Regions from separate parts of the Homo sapiens genome. Here all the other regions are linked to region 1. The links are chromatin loops, found by intact Hi-C in ENCODE. Cell type or tissue: B cell. All regions are shown on one strand.

Evidence for each region. Peaks named below come from ENCODE experiments on the same cell type or tissue, not always from the same donor. Only the 100,000 strongest peaks of a DNase experiment are listed, where the experiment ranks them.
Region 2: a loop joins it to region 1, with 3 times the contacts of the local background. A loop is called at or near these places in 30 of 110 quality-filtered maps.
Region 3: a loop joins it to region 1, with 7 times the contacts of the local background. A loop is called at or near these places in 2 of 110 quality-filtered maps.

What each region holds. Positions count from the first base shown.
Region 1 is chr3:105,795,642-105,803,641 of GRCh38, reverse strand. The region is part of intron 3 of CBLB (Cbl proto-oncogene B); the gene reads left to right. Among named protein-coding and RNA genes, the nearest start is that of CBLB, 69 kb to the left of the region's middle. In B cell, no CTCF peak of the experiment used is centred here; DNase peaks (open chromatin) are centred at 1,251, 2,001, 3,171 and 4,941; H3K4me3 peaks cover 1,164 bases; H3K27ac peaks cover 3,738 bases.
Region 2 is chr3:105,850,883-105,858,882 of GRCh38, reverse strand. It overlaps CBLB (Cbl proto-oncogene B), which reads left to right. Exons shown (of 19, transcript NM_170662.5): 3 at 5,219-5,469. Among named protein-coding and RNA genes, the nearest start is that of CBLB, 14 kb to the left of the region's middle. In B cell, a CTCF peak has its summit at 4,556; DNase peaks (open chromatin) are centred at 4,662 and 7,532; H3K4me3 peaks cover 633 bases; H3K27ac peaks cover 2,297 bases.
Region 3 is chr3:105,718,562-105,726,561 of GRCh38, reverse strand. It overlaps CBLB (Cbl proto-oncogene B), which reads left to right. Exons shown (of 19, transcript NM_170662.5): 10 at 6,312-6,515. Among named protein-coding and RNA genes, the nearest start is that of CBLB, 150 kb to the left of the region's middle. RefSeq lists an enhancer at 5,755-6,954. In B cell, no CTCF peak of the experiment used is centred here; a DNase peak (open chromatin) is centred at 3,171; H3K4me3 peaks cover 348 bases; H3K27ac peaks cover 694 bases.

The sequences.
Region 1 (8,000 bases):
TGGAACAAATAATTAAAACTATTACTTCATAGATTTCGAGGATAGAGAGTGGGGCTCAAGTGAGCCACAACTCCCTGTGCCTTACCTGACTTTCGACTTGAGAATGGTGGAAGTTATAAACATTGCTTTGAGTTAGGCTTCTTTTTACTGACTTTTGAATCATGAGGAGGTAGGTGGTCCACTCCATGAAAATGAACTCTGAACGTCTTTATGCTACCCTTGACACTTTGAAAGGAGCCGTATTTAATAGGAAATAGCACTTACGGAGGAGAATCTGAGACATGCAAGCCGCCATACAAAGATAAATCAACAGGGGCTTGAAAAATAAATTGCAGGCCTCATAAATTCACAGCCTCTCTTCTAAAATACTAAGCCTAAAGAAATAAGTAGAAGTTCCATAATTATTCTACAAATTGTGTATTCTGAATCTCTTGGGTAATTATCACAACTAAAAATTACGTATTACAATAATCACAACCAGCAAATTACCTGAAATTGCTTGCTCAGTGAATATCTTTCAGTAACCAAAATTTGTACATAAAATGACTATGCATGAGTGCTATTTATAATGAGCACTTGTTAATATTGGCTGTGTAAAGACTTCTCCGATTTCTCTAATTTAATTTTCATCAACACTACGGGTTTAAATAGTACCTGCTTCAGTATCTAAGCAAAGGGGTTTTATTTTTAGAATAAAGCAGTTAAATTACACTGGTGTAATGGAACACTGTATCAAAATATATACATATATGTGTATAAATTCTAAGAAAATACTATTTAATTCATATGTTAATCCCTTTGCTAACTTCATTACAATTTTTTCCATTAAATGAAAATTAAGTGTCTTCTAAATGTTTTATGGAGTTCAAATTAAGTAGTTGAATCCACTGATGACTATAAAATGTGTGAGCTGCTTCAATAGTTGTATCCTGAAGTACAGATTGAAGGTGTGTCTAGATGGAGCCAGCTGTACATCTTCCTCTTCTAAGCTTCTCTCCCAAAACATAGGGGCAAGTAAATGATTTTTATAGGTAGATGCTTTTAGGATTTGAATATTTTTGTCATGTATTGGTGTTAGCTGTGGGTCCGTTACAAATCCCGTGGGACCTTCATTGGTGTGAACATTAGTGTATGGGACTTCCAGTCTGATCTTTGGCACCCATGCAACTTTCTCTTATGTTTTTAGTTGGCAACTCTGGAGAATACTGGTTCCTAAGCTCTTTTGGCTCACAGATACCTTTAAGAGTCTAATGGTGACCTAGGGATTCTCTTTACCGGAGAGATGTACATAAGCATGTGAGCGATTTTGCATAAGGCCAAGGAGGAATTAGTGAGACTAAGAAGCAAACTGGGAACTGTTCCAGCTGGAGAGGACACTGGTGTCTGCCTGTTTAGGTAACTGCAAATCTTATGCATGAAAGCTACAGTAAGGAAAGAGGCTAGGGGCAGGGGCCGAGTAATGAAGAAAAGAATCTGACATCCAGGATGCTGCAGGTATCTTTGGATGTATGAGTTTCTCCCTGGGGTATTTCAGATTTATTTCATGTTAGTGGCTTGCTTGTGAGATTTTTCTTGAAGGTTATTACAGTGATTCAGTGAGTTATTGTTGGCTAATTGATGTTTTTATCATTTCTGGTTTAAATGTATATATACTTTCATTCACGCATTTGAACAAGGCTGTTCTCAGTCCCTTTTAGAATCCAGGCAACTTCCTCATCTTTCCCCACCATCCTGTGGATCTTTCAGGATTTTTCCAAGGTTACAGCTCAAAGTGTCGTGTTGACAGGCTGGAGCTTGTCACCATTTCTAAAGTATGTTTTTGAATGAATTCAATATCCTTGATTCTTATCCCAAGGAGTTTTAACACACTTTTTGTCATTGTTGTTGTTGTTAGCAGTAGGCTAGCTTAGAATTGTAACTTGCCCATGCCAAAGCAACAACAACAGATTGCAAAGGAATCTTCAAAATGGGCGGTGGGCAAGGCCCAGCCTGTTTTAGGAAGTCCCCTAGCTGTTTGCTGTACCACAGTGAAGAAGAAAGTGAAGAAGACCATTTCATGTAAATGAATGCAGTGATGTGGGTAAGCACATCAAAGTTCTTCGTAAAATGAAAAAATTGTTCAGACCTGTCTTAATGGTTAATGCTTACTTAAAAGTCTAAATGACTAATTTGACTAGCCATTTGTTAGAGGATTACTCATTTTAACTTTTGAGTTCCTTATACTTAAAGTAGCTAAACACATTTTAAATAATCTGTAATACATTAAAATATTAAAAATATGCTTTTCTCATTAAAAATACTATCTTTTACCACTTTTATAAGTAGGGTATTTTACACAGTGATTAAGTATCATTTTAGTTTCCTCTACCTAGGTTTTATAAGCTATTAAAGTTATAGACCATTTATCTGTTAATAATGGCTGCTGCTGCTTTTTATGCTATTTTCCTGAGTGCGTTAAAGGTTATTTTTATTAATTAGCCAATATTTCAGCCCACAGTAAGGGTAAATCCTCTCTAAAAAATTTGGTTTTCAGCCTGCTCAACTCACAAGCGATTAAGAAAAAAACAGTTGTGAGAATTCATTAGTGAAATATTTAAGAAACATGTTTTAAGTCTCTTCCCGAGATTTTTTTTTTTAAAGCATGCTGAGATAGCCTTCTCTCACTTTCTCCCTCTTACTTTCACATGACATATAAGCCAAATGGATCAGTTCTTTTTGACAAAGTGTGCATTGTACTGTCATAATTTGTTTTCATGTTTATTATCTAAATTCGATTTGTGTAGCAGTTTGGTAAAACCCAGATTATATGTATGTCTTTTCACTTTGTTCCTTCTTTCTTCCTGTGGTAATTTACTATAATTGTATTTTCCCAGTAAGTCAGATCATATTAGAGACATTATTCCTTAATTATCAGTAGGTGTCCTTGGAATATTGCTTAGCTCACAGGAAGTGGGTGGGGGGGTTTGTGTATATTTTGTTTTCCTAGAAATTTTTATGTAATTCTAGGTTATTGTCAACAACCTGCTTGTAACCAGACAAAACCTTGCTATTTCAATAAGTCTAAGGCTAGTTGTTCTGTCAAACACGTGTCTTGACAGTGAGTCTCAGTCATGGTGATGCATCAGAAATCATCTGGCGAGCTCTTAAAGCAATACCAGTGCTTTGGTACCGCTAAGGCTGTGATTGAATTGAGCCAGGATGGGCCCTGGTAATGGTAGGCTCTACAAGTTCCTCAGATGATTCCGATATGCAGCTCACCTTGGGATTCGTTGTGTGTTAGAAGGAACTAGGAAGCATCCTCCTACTCAGTGGTTTTCAGCCTTGGCTCACATTGGAATCATCTGGGGGAACTGAACTCTCTAATAGCCATGTCCCTTCCCCAGAGATTTTATTGATTCTCTGGGATACTGGTCTGCACATGCGGATTTAATAAAATAGCCAGGTGATTGTAACATACAGGTAGGTTTGAAAACCACTGACCACCGCTTCTGTTTTTCAGATGAGGAATTTGAGGCCCAAACCAAAGAGATTAGGTGACTTGTCCAAGATCCACAGAACCACAACTAGAACTCAGATCTTCAGACTTGTTATCAAATGTTTTTACCAGGACATCACATATTTTTAAGAAAATGTGGGCTTTGGTATTTCAGATGTACTTTTAAAATTATGTCCCTGGCTGCTTAGTCTAAAAAACAATGTTTATTTTATTTATTTTAATACTGGAAATATGAAAGGACATGACTAAGATCCAGCCATTACCTTAGTTATGACATAAGAGACCTTAGGAGCTGAGAATTAGAAACGTTCATGTATCCTATAACTTGTCCACATTTTCTAGAAGCAAATCAGGCAAATAAATAACCCAACTGAAATTTTCTTAGGTTAGATTAACTCCATGTCACTATTTCTATAGCAGGAATTGTAAATGCCTGTGTTTATAACATGGGTCATTCTCTAGGAGAATGTTTAAAAAAACATTTTATTGTTTTCTGGGTTATAGGGTGAATATTATAGAAATTTTGGAAATATATGAGTATAAATAAAAAAATCACTTGTATGTAATCTTATCATCCAGAGATAACAGCACAAACGTTATGTTGCAAATCAAAATGGTGAAATGCCTTTTTAATGCTTGTTATGCGGGTGTTTTCCAGTTGTGCATAGAATAACTTTATATGAAAGGCACTGAAACACACTTCATGATGCAACTGTTGCCTCATCTATTTAACAAATGGTACTAATTGTGCCTATTTATGTAGTTAATAAAAATGTAAAGATAGCTGAAAAGTAGCTTTTCCATGCTCTAATGTTCTCTTACATAACGTCTACCCAAAATATCCTTGTTTGTTTTTTCCTGCCCTTTGTTTTGCTAATTTGCTTTTTTATTTTGATAATACCCTCTTAATGTTTTTACTTTTTTCTTCATTTTCTTAACTGCAGGGATTTCTTTTTTTTTTTTTTTTTGTTCTTTGTCATTATTTACCATGTGTTTCTTTCTCTCACTGCTATTCATTATTTTCCCATTTCTATTTTTATTATTCTGGTCATTGTTAAACATTTCATTTTTCCATCTAGATACTTTGTTAGATCTTGAAGGATTAGCAACTAATTGTCATCCTTGAGATCTCATCTTAACTTTTAATCAGTATTGATATTTCTTTTAAAAGAAACAAGACCCTTTACTGTTCTGGAGTCCAACTTAATTAGTCACCTTTTGTCTTTCTCTGTGATGCTCCTGCCATCCAGAACAACAGCATAATGCCTGACCCCCTCTGTCTCACACACATATAAGGCAGGCAGTTAGGAGATTTTGACATCTAGGCTGCAGCTTTTCATTGAAAATCTTGCAGAAAATCTTGTGTTTGCATAAATGCATGTCACTCAAAATAAGCAGCAAAGGGGAAAAAAAAGAGTAGCTCTTGGGTTTTAAAAGAGGAAGTTTACTTCCCCTACCCCCAGTCTCAATATTTAACATCTGGTTCTGACTAAAGATGGGGAGGAAAAACAGACTTAAATCTCCATTCATCCTGTCTTACCACCAAACAGTGTGATCACTGATAGCATTTCTATTTCTGTTGTGGTCTGTATGATCAGATGTTTTTGTTAATGATTTGTAAGGGAAGATAATGCCTTATATTTCTCTGAGTGGTTATAATGTAACGTGCCAACATTTCTAATCTCTAGATAGGGCTAGATTTAATCATTATTTAATGAAACTTTGAAGGAAATAAGTTATTGCTGGACCTCATGTGTTTCTGTCTTATTTCAAAGAGAAAACAAAAAACAGAAACCTTTAATTAATCTACTGATAATATTTATTTTATTTTAAAATTTTAATTTATTTCAACATTTGAATAAGTAATACATTCAAATGGGCAGAAGTGAAACAGTCTTGTGAGATACCTGTTTTTTAAAACTCCATTTTAGAAAAGGAATTAACTAGGACTTTATATCTCTTCGTTCAATATAATTTTAAAGAAGAATTGTTGAAAAGTAGATATGTTTTGCCATTTGCTGAGAATATTTTGTACGTTAGCTTGTCTCTTACAAAAACTAAATGTGTTCCTACTTCTGATAATGTATGTCAATTTAAAATTTGGAATGGCCAAGGTAAGTTGCTCTGCATCTGCCCTTCATATGGCTCCTGAGCACAGCTCAGTGACTGGCCCTTGCAGTGCTTCTACCGTTGTAATGGGTAAAACCAGGGGAAACTGCCTTGCTCTTGAGCTTGAGCAGGTTAATCAAAAGGATAGAGCTTCCACTTCTCATTATTCTCCTTTCTACTTTGATGGGCAGAATAAGGGGATGCTCATGGAAGAGAAATTCACACCCATGAAAAGCAAATTGCCCTGATGTCTGAATCACATTACAAATTTGAATTAAATTACAAACTTAAATCAAGTCTAATGTTACCTACATTGTTGTACATGCCATCAGAAATTCAAAAGCATTTTATTGGACAACTGAATATTTATTGAAGTCCAGAATTTATTATGTAAACTTGGTGGTTAGATTTTTCTTTCTCTTTCTCTGTCTTTTAACCTTTATTTTAGGTTCAGGAGTAAATATGTAGGTTTGTTATACAGGTAAACTACATGTCATGGGGGTTTGGTGTACAGATTATTTCATCACCCAGGTAATAAGCATAGTTCCCCATGGGTAGTTTTTTGATCCTCTCTCTCCTCCTGCCCTTCACCCTCAAGTAGCCCCTGGTGTCTGTTGTTCCCCTCTTTGTGTCCATGTGTTCTTGGAGAGAACTAAACATCAAGTGAGAGCTAAACAAGAGGATATATGGTATTTGGTTTTTTGCTCCTACATTAGTTTGCTTCAGATAATGGCCTCCAGCTCCATCCATGTTGCTGCAAAGAACATGACCTCATTCTTTTTTATGACGTGTAGTATTCCATGGTGTATATGTACCACACTGTCTTTATCCAGTCTACCATTGATGGCATTTAGGTTGATTCCATGTCTTTGCTATTGTGAATAATGCTGCAGTAAACATATACGTTCACGTGTCTTTATCGTAGAATGATTTATATTCCTTTGGGTATATACACAATAATGGAATTGCTGGGTGGAATGGTAATTCTGTTTTAAGTACTTTGAGTAATCAAGATTGCTTTCACAGTGGCTGAACTAATTTACACTCCTACCAGCAGTGTATAAGTGTTCCCTTTTCTCAGCAGTGTATAAGATTCCCTTCCCAGCACCTGTTATTTTTTGACTTTTCAATAATAGCCATTCTGAGTGCTGTGAGATGGTTCCCATTGTGGTTTTGATTTGCATTTCTCTAATGATTAGTGATGAACATTTTTTCCTATGCTTGTTGGTTGCATGTATGTCTTCTTTGGAAAAGCGTTTGTTCATGTTCTTTGCCCACTTTTTAATGGGGTTGTTTTTTGCTTGTAAATTTAAGTTCCTTATGGATTCTGGATATTAGACTTTTGCCACATATGTAGTTTGCAAATATTTTCTCCCATTCTGTAGGTTGTCTGTTTACTCTGTTGATAGTTTCTTTTGCTGTGCAGAAGCTCTTTAATTAAGTCCCATTTGTCAATTTTTATTTTTGTTGCAATTGCTTTTGGCATCTTCTTCATGAAATCTTTGCTAAGTCCTATGTCCAGAATGGTATTTCCTAGGTTATCATCCACACTTTTGTAGTTTTGGGTTTTACATTTAAGTCTTTAATCCTCATGAGTTGATTTTTATGTATGGTGTAAGGGAAAGGGTCTAGTTTCAATCTTCTGCATGCTAGCCAGTTTGCCTAGCACCCATTTATTGAATGGGAAGTTCTTTCTCCATTGCTTGTTTTTGTCAACTTTGTCAAAGATCAGATGGTTGTAGGTGTGAGGTACTATTTCTGGGCTGTCTATTCTGTTCCATTGGCCTTTGTATCTATTTTTGTACCAGTACCATGCTGTTTTGGTTACTATAGCCCTGTAATATAGTTTGAAGTCAGGTATTGTGATGTCTCTAGCTTTGTTGTTTTTGCTTAGGATTGCTCTGGCTACTTGGGCTCTTTTTTGATTGCATATGAATTTTAAAATAGATTTTTTTCTAATTCTGTGAAGAATGTCATTGTGGAAGGAAGATAAATTTTTAAAAAATCACGGTGTTGGCCTGGCATAGTGGCTCACTCCTGTAATCCCAGCACTTTGGGAGGCCGAGGTGGGTGGATCACAAGGTCAGGAGTTAGAGACAAGCCTGTCTCTACTAAAAATACAAAAATTAACCAGGCATGTTGGTGGGCACCTGCAGACCCAGCTACTCGGGAGGCTGAGGCAGGAGAATTGCTTGAACCCGGGAGGCAGAGGTTGCAGTGAGCCGAGATGGCGCCACTGCACTCCAGCCTGGGCGACAGAGCAAGACTCAGTCTCAAAAAAACAAAAACAAAAACAAACAAATCACAGTGTTATGGTATTCACCATAAAAGATGAAAAACAAAAAACCATAAGCCAACTTTCTGATATTAGCCTCAGTTCATGGACTTCGGCTAT
Region 2 (8,000 bases), 55 kb before region 1:
TCTCCTTAAATATTTCTAATACATTTAAGCAAATACAAAACTCAGTTGTATATTGGTATGGAGACAGTTCCTGATTCTCAAGTCCAGCTATCAGGGTTCTGAGCAGTAACCTTAGTTAGGTTCTAGTTCTGTATTTCAATATTGACACGTCAAAAGGAATTGGTCCTGGTAATTTCCAAATTTTTTGAGTCAATGGCTATAGTGGAATTTTCAGCCTAATTCCAATAATAAATGTTTTGCCTTTTAGTTCAACAGAAAAGAGCAATATTGCTATTGAACCAATTCTTTTATGCACCAATCGGTGCCCTACAAAGTTCATCATTTTATAATGTGACTACAGATTTGTTCTTTGTCAAAGCTCTTCTGTGTTAGTACCAAGCTTCATTCTAGGAAGCAATTTAGGTATTTCTAGAAGAGGTGTAACCATTTGAATCTGAACTTGACCCTGGTGGTGAGCTTGATTTTCTCTCTAATATACTGCCTTTAGAAAAGCAATTTTTCTTTCCTGGCTTTTGCAGCTCCTTGCACATAGCAGGTATTCAATAAATATTTATTGAATGGAATTGAATTTGACCTGCTTAGAAGTCATAGTCCTGATGTAGGGTTATTCATTTTTGGCAGAAGCTGTCATAAATCACAGGGTTTAATAGTAATCCAACTGATGAACTGCGCACCCAGTGGCATACCGTAGTTCAGCATTGTATGTTGCACTTTCCCAAGTGCAAATTTAGAAAACAGTTTAGCCTACAGGGCCTTGATGAACTGACTCTGGCCTATTTCAGATCTCTCGTACTACTCACTCACAGCCTTCCTTCCTATGCTCTGATCTTTTAGAATAACTGCATTTACTTCTCTCTTAACATGCTTGCTCTCTGGTGTCTCTTAAGCCTTAGCACACTCCTTTGCCTAGAATACTCCTTTTGGCAAATTTAAGTATGTATTTCCTGACACTCTTATGTGGAGATGAGTGAGCTGCTGCTTTTCTCCTGTAGCAGTTTGTACTTGCCTCCATCATAGCACTAAATTCTCCTGTAATTCTTTTCCTAAGCCACCAGTCTTTCCCACTAGGCAGCTGCTTGAGGGCAGGTGTGTGATTTATTCCTTTCTGTGTTCCCTAGAGCCTGAAACAATGCCTGCCACATAAATGTTTGTTGAATTAACAAATGGGTCCTGAAGTTTACGTAAATTTGCAAATGGAATAAAATAAAAATGTAAATGAGTTTAGCAGGGATCATTAATTATATGCCTAATTTTAATTAAATTGTGATACAGTTAGAAAGATCAGCCCGAGATTCAGAAGATACAAGCTCTTGTATTGGATTAATGATATTTTAATGGTCCCTTAATCTTTCTAGTTCTTAGTTTTTTTAAATCTGGAAATGAATGGATTGGGTGGAATCTTTACTAAGATCCCTTAGAGCAAGAATTACATTGCTCTTAAGTTAATTATAGAGAACTACGTCTCTTCTGCCAGACTCTTTGCATCTCTTTGAATCAGGAAGTATGTTCTAGTCATCTATAATTTCCTAGCTCTAAGCTCAGTACCTGGCATATAGTAGTTCAAGCAATTTCCACCTGATAAAGCAATAAATTCCCACATGGAATTACAGTTTTAAATAAAGCAAATGAGAAAAAAGTTCAGATAAAGAATAGTGAATTAAATATTTGTAAAACATAAACGTTTCTGTCAAAGAATATTTATGTGGAATGTCTGGAAAAAAAATACCTGACAGAAATTTTGTATGTATCAGTTAAAAAGTTCTCTAGTAGAGGAAATGAATTTGAAGCTACCTGGTCCCCAAACTAGAAGAAAATAATGTATCAGTCTGTGACATGTTACACCAAGTTTTATGTTGCTGACATTAAACTATGCCTGCTGTAGAATGTTGGTGGCAATATTCTTGGTATTTATGTATACTTGTGATAGTATTTTTGGTTTAAATAATTTAAAAACCATATTCTTTTTCAAGCAGGATTTGTTAAATAATTGGCATATTTGGGACTTAATCTTTAGGGCAGAATGAACTCTGATTATACTAACGTATCACGTATTAAAAAGGGGGTAAAAAAAGCTCTGTCAGCCATTTTCACTATACTTTGTAAAGATTTGCTGTTATTTAGTAAATGAGATGACATCTTACCTTTCCAAGGACTTTCTTGGAGATAAAAATACTATTATTACTTTTTAACTAAGCCTATACCTTTGGATTATTAATTTGAATACTTGATACTTTAGAGTTCAATTGTAAAAATAAAGGAAATAATACAATCAAACTATTTGTGAAAAAAAAATAGCAGTCAACCAATCCATTAATTTGTTGGTTATGTACTCAGCAATTCTGCTTTAAGGCATTGTTTACAAAGAGGAAGAATATAAGATCATGCCCTGGGTTAATGTGAAAAACATCTTAAATTAGAGGCTGATGGTTGGAAATTTGAACCAGATTTTTCTCTCCATCTACTCCCTCTGAAAAAAACCCTGATCCCCAGTGATTTCTTTTTTTTTTCCTTTTCTTTTTTTTTTTTTTTTTTTTGAGATGGAGTCTTGCTTTCTTGTCCAGGCTGAGTGCAGTGATGTGATCTCAGCTCACTGCAACCTCTGCCTCCCGGGTTCAAGTGATTCTCCTGCCTCAGCCTCCTTAGTAGCTGGGATTACAGGCACCTGCCACCACACCCAGCTACTTTTTGTATTTTTAGTAGAGACAGGGTTTCACCATGTTGGCCAGGCTGGTCTCGAACTCCTGACCTCATGATCTGCCTGTCTCGGCCTCCCAAAGTGCTGGGGTTACAGGTGTGAGCCACTGCGCCTGGCCAATTTCTTTAAGAAAGTAAGTGTGATAGTGTGTATAAGAGTACCCTTTAAATTTGTTAGTTCCTTGATTTATTGTGTTCGTTATGCTTGAAGTTATTATAGTTCGATTGTTTATTTGTCCCAGGCACTTTTATGGGTGCCCAGAGGCAGATCCATGTTTTATGTCCCCTGAAACTTATATGATTTGAAAGAATCTTTCTAAATATAAAGAATACGAAAGTACAAACATCAAATTGTTTATGAAAGTGAATTTTTTTTAGAATGAGAAAAATCCACAAAGCACTATAGTTTTTAAAAAGCCGGTATATCTACAAGTGATTAGAGAAATAATCTAGACTAGTTTTTGGCTCTGTACATTTTATACTTTGATTATCTTCCGTTACCGCATATACTTCCAGTTTTGGGTGTCATGAAACACATTCAAATTGCCAGATTTGAATTGGATTTCACTGTTCCCATGGTAGGCTAGTCAGCATTGTGGGCACCTCAGGTATTTCTAAAACCATCTTTTAAAAAAAGTTCTATTACAGATTTAAAAAATATTGTATTTATTTAAGGTGTATAACATGATGCTTTGATATATATACACATAGTGAAATGGTTACTACATCAAATAAATTAACATATCCTTCACCTTCCATAATTACCTTTCTGTGGTAAGACCATTTAAACTCTGTTCTCTTAGCAAATTTTCAGAATACAGTATTATTAGCTATAGGCCTCATGCTGTACATTAGATCTCCAGTATTAATTATCCTACATAACTTCAAATTTGTACTCTTTGACCTTCTTCTCTCCATTTCTTCCCCTCCCCATCCCTGGGGCCCACCCACTGTTCTACTCTCTGTTTCTTTGTTGCTTAACTCCTTCTTTTAAGATTTTGCATGTGAAAATGAGATCATATATTAATAGTATATTCTTTCTTTGCCTGCCTTATTTCAGTTTCATTGGGATTGCTGACAGTAATTAAACCATTTTACAGGAGTGACTGTATGCCTCACATATACCTTCCATTAAACCCAAAGTAAATGTGTCTTCAATTCAAATTTCCATTAGCCAGATTCCAAAAATACCCACAGCCACTCCAGTGCCACCCAACAGGAGGCTTTAGCCAATTATGTTTAAGATATTATACTCTTAGGCCGGGTACGGTGGCGCACACCTGTAATCCCAGCACTTTGGGAGGCCGAGGCGGGTGGATCACAAGGTCAGGAGTTCGAGACCAGCCTGACAAAGATGGTGAAATCCCGTCTCTACTAAAAATATAAAAATTAGCCAGGTGCGGTGGCAGGCACCTGTAATCCCAGCTACTTGGGAGGCTGAGGCAGGAGAATCACTTGAACCCGGGAGGCAGAGGTTGCAGTGAGCTGAGATCGTGTCACTACACTCCAGCCTGGGTGACAGAATGAGACTCCGTCTTAAAAAAACAATAAAATAAAATAAGATATACTCTTGACAATTTGACAAAAAAAAAAAATACAACGAGGGCCTTAGAAGAGAGCCATGTATCTTTATGATCTTTATGTGAACATTTAACCTTTTGTAAGAGTGCTGTCCCATTACACTATATAATGCTACTGTGCAATTCTCAATTATTTCATTTGAAAGTTATTTATGTAAAGAGTTGATTATGCCCTTTCTGGAGGGATAAGAATGTGGTGGACTAACTTACTCTTGGCTAAATCACATGAACATGTAGAAGTGAATACATTAGTTGGATTACTACCTTCTCTGGCCGGCAGAAGGTACTTTCAGTTCTGCAGGCAGCCCCTGAACGCCCCAGTGGTTGGGCAGCACCTGTGATGGGATGACTGAACCGTTATATGCCACATGTTTATAGGCGTGGTAGACAGTATGGGGAGGTGGAAAAGACTGGTTCTGACCTGACACACATTTACTACTTAATAACTCAGTTATTCAAATTGCACCTCTTTGTTTTATTGTCCTCGGGGTTCAGAACAGTACACCAAAACGCTAATTAACAAACTATGAGACAGCAACAGCTGGGAATTCAGTGTAGTAAAATAACATATAAATGTGAGACATTGGTTGTCAACAGAGAAGGCCCATTTCCTCATTTTTATTTAAAAAAAAAGACTATCAGTGATATACAGTGATTAGCATACTGGAGTTCTTTTAAGCTATGCACAATGAGGTATCTTAGAATTAAACTTTAGAGGTTCAAAATAAGGATATGATATAGAAAAGATTGAATGGTAGGAGAACAGAATAGGATTTATTTATATTATGACAAACGTGACTATCAGTTAATAAATTGGAGATAGTAAGTTAAGATCATTATTTATATTATGGAAAAATGAAGAAATAGGACATGGTTCTCTAACTTTTTAATTTTTCTGTGAAATAAAATATTATGACTTATTTTATTTTTATCTTTGTTTTTAGGTAAGACTGTGCCAAAATCCCAAACTTCAGTTGAAAAATAGCCCACCATATATACTTGATATTTTGCCTGATACATATCAGCATTTACGACTTATATTGAGTAAATATGATGACAACCAGAAACTTGCCCAACTCAGTGAGAATGAGTACTTTAAAATCTACATTGATAGCCTTATGAAAAAGTCAAAACGGGCAATAAGACTCTTTAAAGAAGGCAAGGAGAGAATGTATGAAGAACAGTCACAGGACAGGTAAGAAGAATATTTCAGATGTTTTGGTGTAAAGGTCATTTATGTTGCTTTTTACTTAATAGTTAACCTAAACGTCACCATGTAATTGTTTTGGGGTAAATGTGAGTCGCTTTGTATATAGTCATGTGGTACTTAACGATGGGGATACTTTACAAGAAATGCATTTTTAGACAATTTCATTGTTGTGTGGACATGATAGAGTGTACTTACACAGAGCTAGATGGTATTACCTACCGCACACCTAGGCTGTATGATGTAGCCTATTGCTCCTAGGCTGCAAATCTATACAGTATGTTACTGTACTGAATACTGTGGGCAGTTGTAACACAATGGTAAGTATGTGTGTATCTAAATATACCTAAACATAGAAAAGGTATGGTAAAAATACTGTATAAAAGGCCGGGCGTGGTGGGTCATGCCTGTAATCCCAGCACTTTGAGAGGCTGAGGTGGGCGGATCACTTGAGGTCGGGAGTTCGAGACCAGCCTGACCAACATGGAGAAACCCTGTCTCTACTAAAAATACAAAATTAGCCCGGCGTGGTGGCACACGCCTGTAATCCCAGCTACTCGGGAGGCTGAGGCAGGAGAATCGCTTGAACCCAGGAGGTGGAGGTTGTGGTGAGCTGAGATTGTGCCATTGCACTCCAGCCTGGACAAAAAAAAAAATACTGTATAAAAGATAAAAATGGATAACCTGTAATAACCTGTATAACATGCATGGAGCTTGCCAGACTGGAAGTGAGTGAGTGAACGGTGAGTGAATGTGAAGGCCTAGGACTGTTACTGTACACTACTGCAGACTTCAGAAACATTGTACACTTAGGCTACACTAAATTTATAAAAAAAATTTCTTTTCCAATATGAACAGCCTACTGTCACATTTAAACTTGATAAACTTTTAATTTTTTTTAACTTTTTGACTCTGGTATTAACAATTAGCTTAACAAAAATATTTTCTTTCTATATTACCCTATAAGCTTTAAAAAATGTTAAAAAATTAAGTTTTAAAAAAAATTTTATAAACTTTTTAAAAACTAAGACACAAACACACACATTAGCCTAGGCCTGCACAGTGTCAGGATCATCAATATTATTGTCTTCCACCTCCACATCTTATTCCACTGGAAGGTCACACAATATGTAACTTTTTCAGATTGGCTTCTTTCACCTAACAATTTGCATTTTAGCATGGAGCAATAACATGCATGGAGCTATCATCTGTGATAATAGTGCCTTCAGGAATACCTCCTGAAGGGCCTGCCTGAGGCCCTTTTACTGTTAGCTGTTTTTTAATAAGTAGAAGGAATACCCTATAAAATAATGTTAAAAAGTTTATAGTATAGTAAATACATCAACTAGTAATATAGTCACTTATTATAATATCATTATCAAGTATGTGTTATGCATAATTGTATGTGCTATGCTTTTATGTGACTGGTGGCACAGTAGATTTGTTTACACCAGCATCACCACAAACATGTAATATGTTGCACTATGACCTTGTGATGACTATGACATCACTAGGTGATAGGAATTTTTCAGTTCCATTATAATCTTATGAAAGCACTAACATAAATGCAGTCTGTCATTAACTGAAATGTCCTTGACTGAAATGTCATTACGGGGTTCATGACTGTATTTGCTTTTAACATTAATAGCTTTATGTGAATTTACTTATGATAGTAGCTAGTTCATGAGACAGTATTCTCAATGTTTTAATAGACTTCATTTTCAGAGTCATTTTAGGTTTACAGGAAAATTATTCAGAAATTACAGTTCCCATAAATCTCCTCTGCCCAAGCAGTTTCTCCTGTTCACATCTTGCATTGGTGTAGTGTGTTATAGTTGATAAACTATTGTTGATACATTATTATTAACTAAAGCCTAGAGTTTACATTAGGGTCCACTTTTTGTGTTGTGCTGTTCTATGCTCCATAAATGCATAATGTAATATATCCACCATTACAGTGTTATATAGAATTGTTTCACTGCCCTAAAAATGCCCCGTGATCTACTTACTGTCTCACTTCCCCCCCTGAACCCATGGCAACCGCTGATCTTTTTACTGTCTGTGCAGTTTTGCCTTCTCCACAGTGTTACATAGTTGGACTCACACAATATGTAACTTTTTCAGATTGGCTTCTGTCACCTAACAATTTGCATTTTAGGTTCCTCCATGTCTTTTCATAACTTGGTAGCTCATTTCTTTATGCCACTGAATAATACTCCATTGTGTGGTTGCATCACAGTTTGGTTTTTCACTCACACCTTGAAGTACATCTCGGTTGCTTCCATTTTTTGGGTAATCATGTATAAAGTTGCAATAAATATTTGTGTGTAGGTATTCATGTGGATTTAGGCTTTTAACTCATTTGGGTAAAATACCTAGCAAGATTGCTAGATTTTCAGGGTATGCATAAGTTTAGAAAGCACATAAGAAACTTTCAAGAAAGTTTGTAAGAAACCCCTTGACTGGTTCCAAAGTGGCTCTACCCTTTTTCATTCCCACCAGCAACGAATGACAGTTCT
Region 3 (8,000 bases), 77 kb after region 1:
AGAAAAAAAAAAAAAAGGAAAATGGCTTTTGAGCTCCTGAATGGAACAAACCCCAAACTGTGTTCTTCATATCTTCCTTCCAAAATAAAAATGTATATCTTTGTCAGTTGGATATGCAGCTATGTTTTGAATTACTGCCAAGGACTTTAATTCAATTAAATGTAAAATTAATTTTCCTGTGGTTATTCTTCCTGTATATTGTTTGATATAATTTAAAAGAAAGATATCAGCGTATTCAAAATAGTAATTTACAAAAAAATCAATAAACTCTGATTTTAATGTGGAATATGATTAAGGAGATTTATAGATGTTCCATATGTAGAGAGTGTTGTTGGGAAAATGTATATAGTTGTCTGAGAGAGGTGAGAAACAAGTTCAAATGATCACTTTTAAGGCAATAAGAAATAATCTTTGGCCAGGCGCGGTTGCTCACACCTGTAATCCCAGCACTTTGAGAAGCCGAGGTGGGTGGATCACATGAGGTCAGCAGTTCAAGACCAGCCTAGCCAACATGGCGAACCCTGTTTCTACTAAAAATACCAAATAACTGGGCGTGGTGGCGGGAGCCTGTAATCCCAGCAGCTTGGGAGGCTGAGGCACAGGTGAATGGCCTGAACCCTAGAGGCAGAGGTTTCAGTGAGCTGAGATCACGGCACTGCACCCCAGCCTAGGTAACAGAGTGAGATTCTGTCTCAAAGAGTAAAAAAAAAAGATAAAATAAAATAAATGTTTTACTCTATCTTCCTTCAAAGGCGACCAGTCTTCACATTTCTAGCCTCAGTGAAATTTTATAACTTAGGTACTACAAATAGAAAATAATACTTGCCTTTACGAACGTTTTAAATTGGCACTTTTGTCTTTAACCACCCGTTGTGTCTTTTGTGTAAATGAGTGATTAAATGTTGGAGCTTCCCTTTCACGTTGGGAGTAATAAAGAAGCTGCGAGAGTTGTCCAAACACGTTATAGTAACATTATGAACTAGAGCGATGCACTAGAAAAGGAAAGGAACTGATGGATATGAGAAAATAAAATCTGGTAGAATAAGTGCTTGATTCTTAAGTCTAATGACTAAATTAGATGGATGCCCACTATATTGTAGAGTGTGTGGACCGTAACAGATACTGGCACTTTGGAAACATTTTCAGTTGACTCCAACATGGATCTTTTATAGGTGTTTTTAAAGTTGACACCATTTTTAAAAAGTGTTTAGAATGTAGACTCATTCTAAATGACCAGCTCATTCTAGACCAACTTCATGCATTAAAATTTTAAATTGGATTCAAGCAACAAATGTTTAAAACAAAAAGCTTTTACTATGTAAAAACGTGTCCTCAGAAATGGTATAATTATTCAGATACATTTTATGTCTTCCTGTTAAAGAGCTGAAACTTTTCAATTAGAGCGAACAGAATATTCATTGATTGTAGTAGTTTTTTTAATTTTGATATTTGCAATTTGAACAAAATAGTTTTAAATTTTTTACATTTATGAATGATCAGTAGTAGCAACCGGCTATTTTTCACCTTTATTTTAACCTTGACTATGAATCTGAGATTGAAAAACCACTACATGCTGATCCTATAGTGTAGTGTTGAAATGATTAGACTCTTGAAATAGATCCCCTTGTTGTGATTTCCTACTTAGTATTTTTTGCTATGTGACCTTCATCAAACTAGTAAACCCCTTTTTCTTGTTGGGGAACAATAATTGTACCTACCTTATAGGATTAAATGAATTAATATTTAGAGAGTGCTTACAACAGTGCCTGGAATTTTAGTTATTATTGTTTCTAATAAAGTGCTTAGGAGATATCTCATATTTCCAGTTATGATTAATCTATGCACATTGATAATTCTGCAGGTTTAAAATTGTATTCATTACATTACAAAATGGAATTCGTATAGAGATACGAGTTTTTTCAAAAGTTAAGATATGTTTCCTTAGTTTTCTTATTATATTTATTCTTGAGACTATTTTTATACTAATTATGCCAACTGGAATTTTTATAGCACTTTATAAAGCTTTAAACTAATTTATCTCATTTTATCTTTATGGTGTCTCTAAATGTGCATTATCTCATTATGCCCTGTAAATAAGATGCAATGAATTGCCCAGTGTCACACAGCTGTAATTGGGGAAGGTAGAAGTCCAGTCCAAGTATCCTAATTCAGAATGTCTGTGCTCCTTTTCTGATTTACTATGCAGGCTTTTATGGGCATCCCAAATCAAAACTAAAAGAGTCTAGATTCACCAATGTCTTTTTTCCTTGTCCATCATAATAAACCAGAACCAAAGATCTCTCCTGCTCTGGGGCATTTTGTCTAAGATTACTATTAACTATCCTTCCTTATTCTTTCATTCGTTCTTTCAGCCAGAAGTTATTGAGTTTCTGTGGGAGATACTGTGCTTTGAAAATTCTTGGTATGGATCCAACCTATTCTCAGTGCATTTATATACATATAATTTTTCCAGTTATAATTGCTATGTTTAAAAAAAGATTTGTGGCAACCTCATAGCTACATGAAATATAGCAAGGTAATATAAATTAGAAGTTATTGATAAAGGAAAAAATACATACATATGCATACACATACAGTAAAAATATAAAATGCACTCCAAAATGAGACTTAGGAGGCCCTATGTATATACCCTACAGCCCTTGATGTATATTACATATGTGGGAAGGCATAAAGTGATTGACCTTAAGTCAAAGTATGCCTCTAATAATCATGCTGAGAGCAAATAATTTATACTATATATAATGCTATCTTGAAAAACATTTAAAAGAAGGTATTTAAGATATAGTATGTCTGTCTTAGCAATATTTAAACAAAGTATGGAAGGTGATTGATACATGATGATGATGAGATGGTACTAACAATATTCATTTGGGTTTTTACATAGAGTATTTGTGGAGAATGTAGTATTATGAAGGTTTAAAATTTTTTTCTATTTGTTTGTCAATGTTAATTATCTGAGTTTACCTAAAGTTATATTTTAAGTAATGTCACTGACTTACAGTATTAATGGTTGAAATGTGAGTCTGAATTATTTTACTGTATTATGAGAAATGACAGAATTTAGTTTCAGCTGTGTATAGTATTCACTGATAACTTCTGTATCCTTTGGTTTAGAAGTATTTCTTATTCGAGGAAGTGAAACCTACTGAGTCATTTAGAATAGACGGAGTCCTCAGTACTTCCTCTTAACATTCACAGAATGGTGGAAACTAGAAAATGAGTTATTTATTGGTCTTTATTCTCCATTAATGCATATTATTTGATCTTGCATTAAGTATACATTGACAGAAACATTATTTTAATTATTGTATTGAAGACATTCTTCATGTGTATTTAATCAACCACCTGACAGAAACTAGGGCAGAGTAACCAAAGTAACATTTGAGACTTTATGGTTAGACGTCTAATTTGCATGTGACAGTAGTCCATTTATAAAGTGTGATGGATGAAGTCATATTAGAGTAAGTACCATTAGAGACACATTCATTGTGATCTGTGTTTTTGCAAATCAAAATTAATGGTCATTGCAGCTGTTTGTTGATCTGTTGAGTAATGTAAACTCTCAACAACAAAGCTGAAGAGAAGATGTATTTTGTGATATCTACTCTTATAACAGGCACTCTTAACAACATCAGTAATTTGTATAACATTAAATGTTCAAGTAGCATAGAGAAAAATCTAAATTCAGTTTTAGATGAACAGTTCTTTGTTTTTTCTTGTGCTATAAAGACACAGTTATTGCCTTTCACCTCCTCCCCCTTCAAAACTCAATATTTTCAGTTATCTCTTGTGAGGAAATATATCACATAAACTGGAAGTCATCCTTAACCAGAGCAATATGTAAGTTGACCCTGGAGGTTCAAAGAGAAACTTACGTAGCCTAATAGTGTGGCTTGCACATTCTATGCACTGTACTAAAAAATAATGTAACTTTCATGATTTCGATTGGGTGGAATAATTTTTAGTTACGATTAGGTCTTTAAAAGGTTCTTGGTTTTTAGTTATGATACTAAAATATTTACCAGTGAATTTATATGATGTGTAGGAGGTACTTCAAAACGATCTAAGAGTGAAAGGAACAAGAGAACATATAGATGAAACTGGACTGGGGATGAATTGATAATTGTTGAAGTCGGGTGATAGGTACATAGAAATTTATAGTTTTCCCTCAAATTTTATGTGTATCTGAGATTTTCTATAATAATTTTTTTAAATGTATGAGACTATGTACGTCTCAAAGTACTGCTTTCCATTCTTCATGTGTTAAAGACAGAGGGACCATCAGATCTTCAGATCTTGCTTTCTTTTTTTCTTTTCTTTTCTTTTTTTTTTTTTTTTTTTTGGCACGGGGTCTTACCCTTACACCTAGGCTGAGGGCAGTCATGCTGTCGTAGCTCACTGCAGCCTCAAACTCCTGGTCTCAAGCGAAGCCCCCAGCTCAGCCTCACGACCAGCTGGGACTTCAGGTGTGTATCACAACACCTGGCTAATTTTTTAAACATTTATTTTTTATAGAGACAAGGTCTTGCTATGTTGCCCAGGCTGGCACAGCTTGCTGTTAAATAAAACTATCTTTTTGAAATTGTCTTATGTAAATCTGTAAAAGTATTCCACTATAGGCACCTAATATGGATCTCTTTTGACTTTTATAACAAGGGGAGTTTTGCCTAAATGATAATATATATTGAATATGACTTTAAATTTAATACTCTTTTTATAGGAGAAAGATTTTGCTTTTCTTAAATATTTACTCCTGTGTTAGAAAATATCATTGCAAGGAGGTTATCAAAAATAGAAGAATTAAATCTTGGTTTTGTTATCTGTAAAATGATGGAGCAAATAATATTTAATGTGTTTTGAAGCCCCCTGGACATGAACATGTATGGTGGTAAACCTTGAAGGATTCTATATTTATATGTCTGTATTTCTTTATACCACCTTAGTTCAACTGTTTTACCATTCCAAGTTTCTTTTCCAAATTATGTACAAGCAGATGAATAAGAATATGTTGCAATTGATTTTTCTTAAGCAAGCTCAGTGTTTTTTGTTTTTTGACACTTTGTTTGGCAAAGGAGGTGTTCAATTTGTTGAGCTGACTGAGACTTAGAAAGAATAAACTATCACAGGATCTGCCACAAAGTAGATGTGAGGTAGTTGTTCAGTGAGAAGAGAGTGAGAGAGTTATTCCATCCTTGATCCAAACATCACTGTTGGGCAGGTAGATCACTAATTTCCTATTAAACCAAGTGGACAGGACAGTCCTGAATTAATTATGGAACAGTTTCTTTAAAGACGTCAGCTCTCTGCATCCCTTGTCTTGCCACTGAAATGGTGCTATTTCATCCCATTTCTCCCTTAAAGTAATTTTGTGATTTTTGCCACTTTTAAATAACACATTGCTAAAGTCAGGGTATAATGCAAAACCAAAAATCGGGTGGAGAATATCATATACCATCTTATCTCTAGAAAGCAATGTTGTCTGTAGGGCAAGAAAACAGTCTTTATTTCCCTGCAAATTGTGAATTTTTAATGTAGTTAGTTTTGAGAAATGAATGTAGGAAACTTTGAGCAAAACATCCAATAATGACCAGTAAATACATTTCCAGCCCAAAAGTATTTGCACAAATCTTTTTGTATCATATTGTTTAAAAGCAAGATAAGGGCAAAACTTAGTATCTCACAGAGAACTTTATATTTGAGCTGTGTGTCAGGATGACAGGCTTTCAGGACAGATGATGGCTTTTGAATATAAATGTACACATTTTAATTTTTCCTAATTGTGTATAAAGATTTTAAAATACACAGGCAGTTAAAACAAATATTTAGCCACAGTTAGATGCACAAGTATTGTATTTTTCTCACCGATACTACTGCTTTATTATGAATTTTTACCAAAATATACTTTTTTATGGAATGTTTGGTTAGTACTGCACTCTTTTCATAAGGAGAGATACGATTCAATTTCCAGTTTTCTTCAGGACTCTAATGCCTTGATACATTAGAATAATAAGTGAACAGTCAGGAAAATAAAGAGGTTTCTTCTCTTGGGAAAATCAAACTTTCTTAAAACTTTATTTTTCCTTCGGAAACTGAAGATACTGACCATTTATTATACATTTTGTTGGCTCCCTGTTCTATACCCACTACCACTTCAAGAGAAATCTTCCCCCACCTCCTACCCCAAAAAGTCTTTTTGGGGGTGTGACTTTTATAGTTGTAGAACATTATTAGCATTTCTCGGTACTGTTTATTTTGAACAAAACCAATCCATGCATTTTCTATTTGTTTAGGAGTCGGATGGTCAGGGCTGCCCTTTCTGTCGTTGTGAAATAAAAGGAACTGAGCCCATAATCGTGGACCCCTTTGATCCAAGAGATGAAGGCTCCAGGTGTTGCAGCATCATTGACCCCTTTGGCATGCCGATGCTAGACTTGGACGACGATGATGATCGTGAGGAGTCCTTGATGATGAATCGGTTGGCAAACGTCCGAAAGGTAAAACTAGAAACATGGGTTTAGTTAAGGTGATGTGACCATATGAAAAGGAAATGATGCCGTCATAAATGGAGTATGACTCAGCGTATTTGAGTTTAGAAAAGAGGCACACACACATACTAGCCTAGGCCTGTACAGGGTCAGGATCATCAATATCACTGTCTTCTACCTCCACATCTTGTCCCACTGGAAGGTCTTCAGGGGCAGTAACACACGTGGAGCTGTCATCTCCTATGATAACAACGCCTTCTTCTAGAATACCTCCTGAAGAACCTATCTGAGACTATGTTACGGTTAACTTTTTTTCATAAGTAGGAGTATACTCTAAAATAATGATAAAAAGTATAGTATAGTAAGTACATAAACCAGTAACATTCATTTATTATCATTATCACATATTATGTACTGTACACAAGTATATGTGCTATACTTTTATGCAACCAGCTGCACAGTAGGTTTGTTTACACCAGCATCACACAAACACGTGAGTAATGCTTTGTGCTATGACGTTAAGGTGGCTATGATGTCACCCACCAGGCAATAGGAATTTTTCAGCTTCATTATAATCTTATAGGATCACCATGATGTATGTGGTCCATTACCGAAATGTCATTGTGCAGGGCACAACTACTATAATGTTGACAGGCTGATATAATCATAGTTTGAGAGAGAACTAGATTCTCCTCAAGGTACTCTCATTGGTTTTAAACATCATAATGAGAGGTAATGAGAGTGTTTGTATAAAATTAAACGTCATCTAACACTGGCAATAGCAAATCTGTGAAGAAAAAATTTAAGAAAGGAAATTATTAAATTTGGAAATGGTGAAACTGAATTTGATTAAAAATATTCTTTGTTCAAATCTAGAAGAAGTGTCTGATAGAGTTTTTTCTTAATGGGAAGGCTGTCTCACTGTTTGGCTTCTAAGAGGTCACATAAGATTTACTTTTGTGAATTTACCAGAATCTGAGTTTGCTCATTAATGTTGTTGACTCACAAAAATTGACCTTGTCAGTTCACTGAGAATGGATGTTACTGCCCAGTTTAAGTTTATATAACCAGGTACACAACAGACTAGTCAATGAACCAGAATGCCAACTGATTAATTTACAGACCAGAAATACAGTGGTCAAGAGAGGTAGACTCTTGGATATCAGGCTATTCCCTGTACAGGAAGATACATGAAATCCCAATTACTTTCACAAATTTTTTGCTCTCAAAATCAGAGAAATGGGATTGAGTGGTGTGAAAGGTCTTCATATATGGTGCCACCCTTCCTCCTGACTTGGGCAGACATGGCTAATCAGTCATGATACTTACCGCCGCTGAGTTCAGACTTGGCCAACAGAGCCTTTCAACACAGCCCTGAAGATCTTCCACTGTAGTTCATTAGGATTTGGCAGGTAGCATGAAACCTATTTGCCATTGTCACTAGGTGGAGTGATGATAATGTGTAATGGCATCAGATTGTATTCACCGTATTCA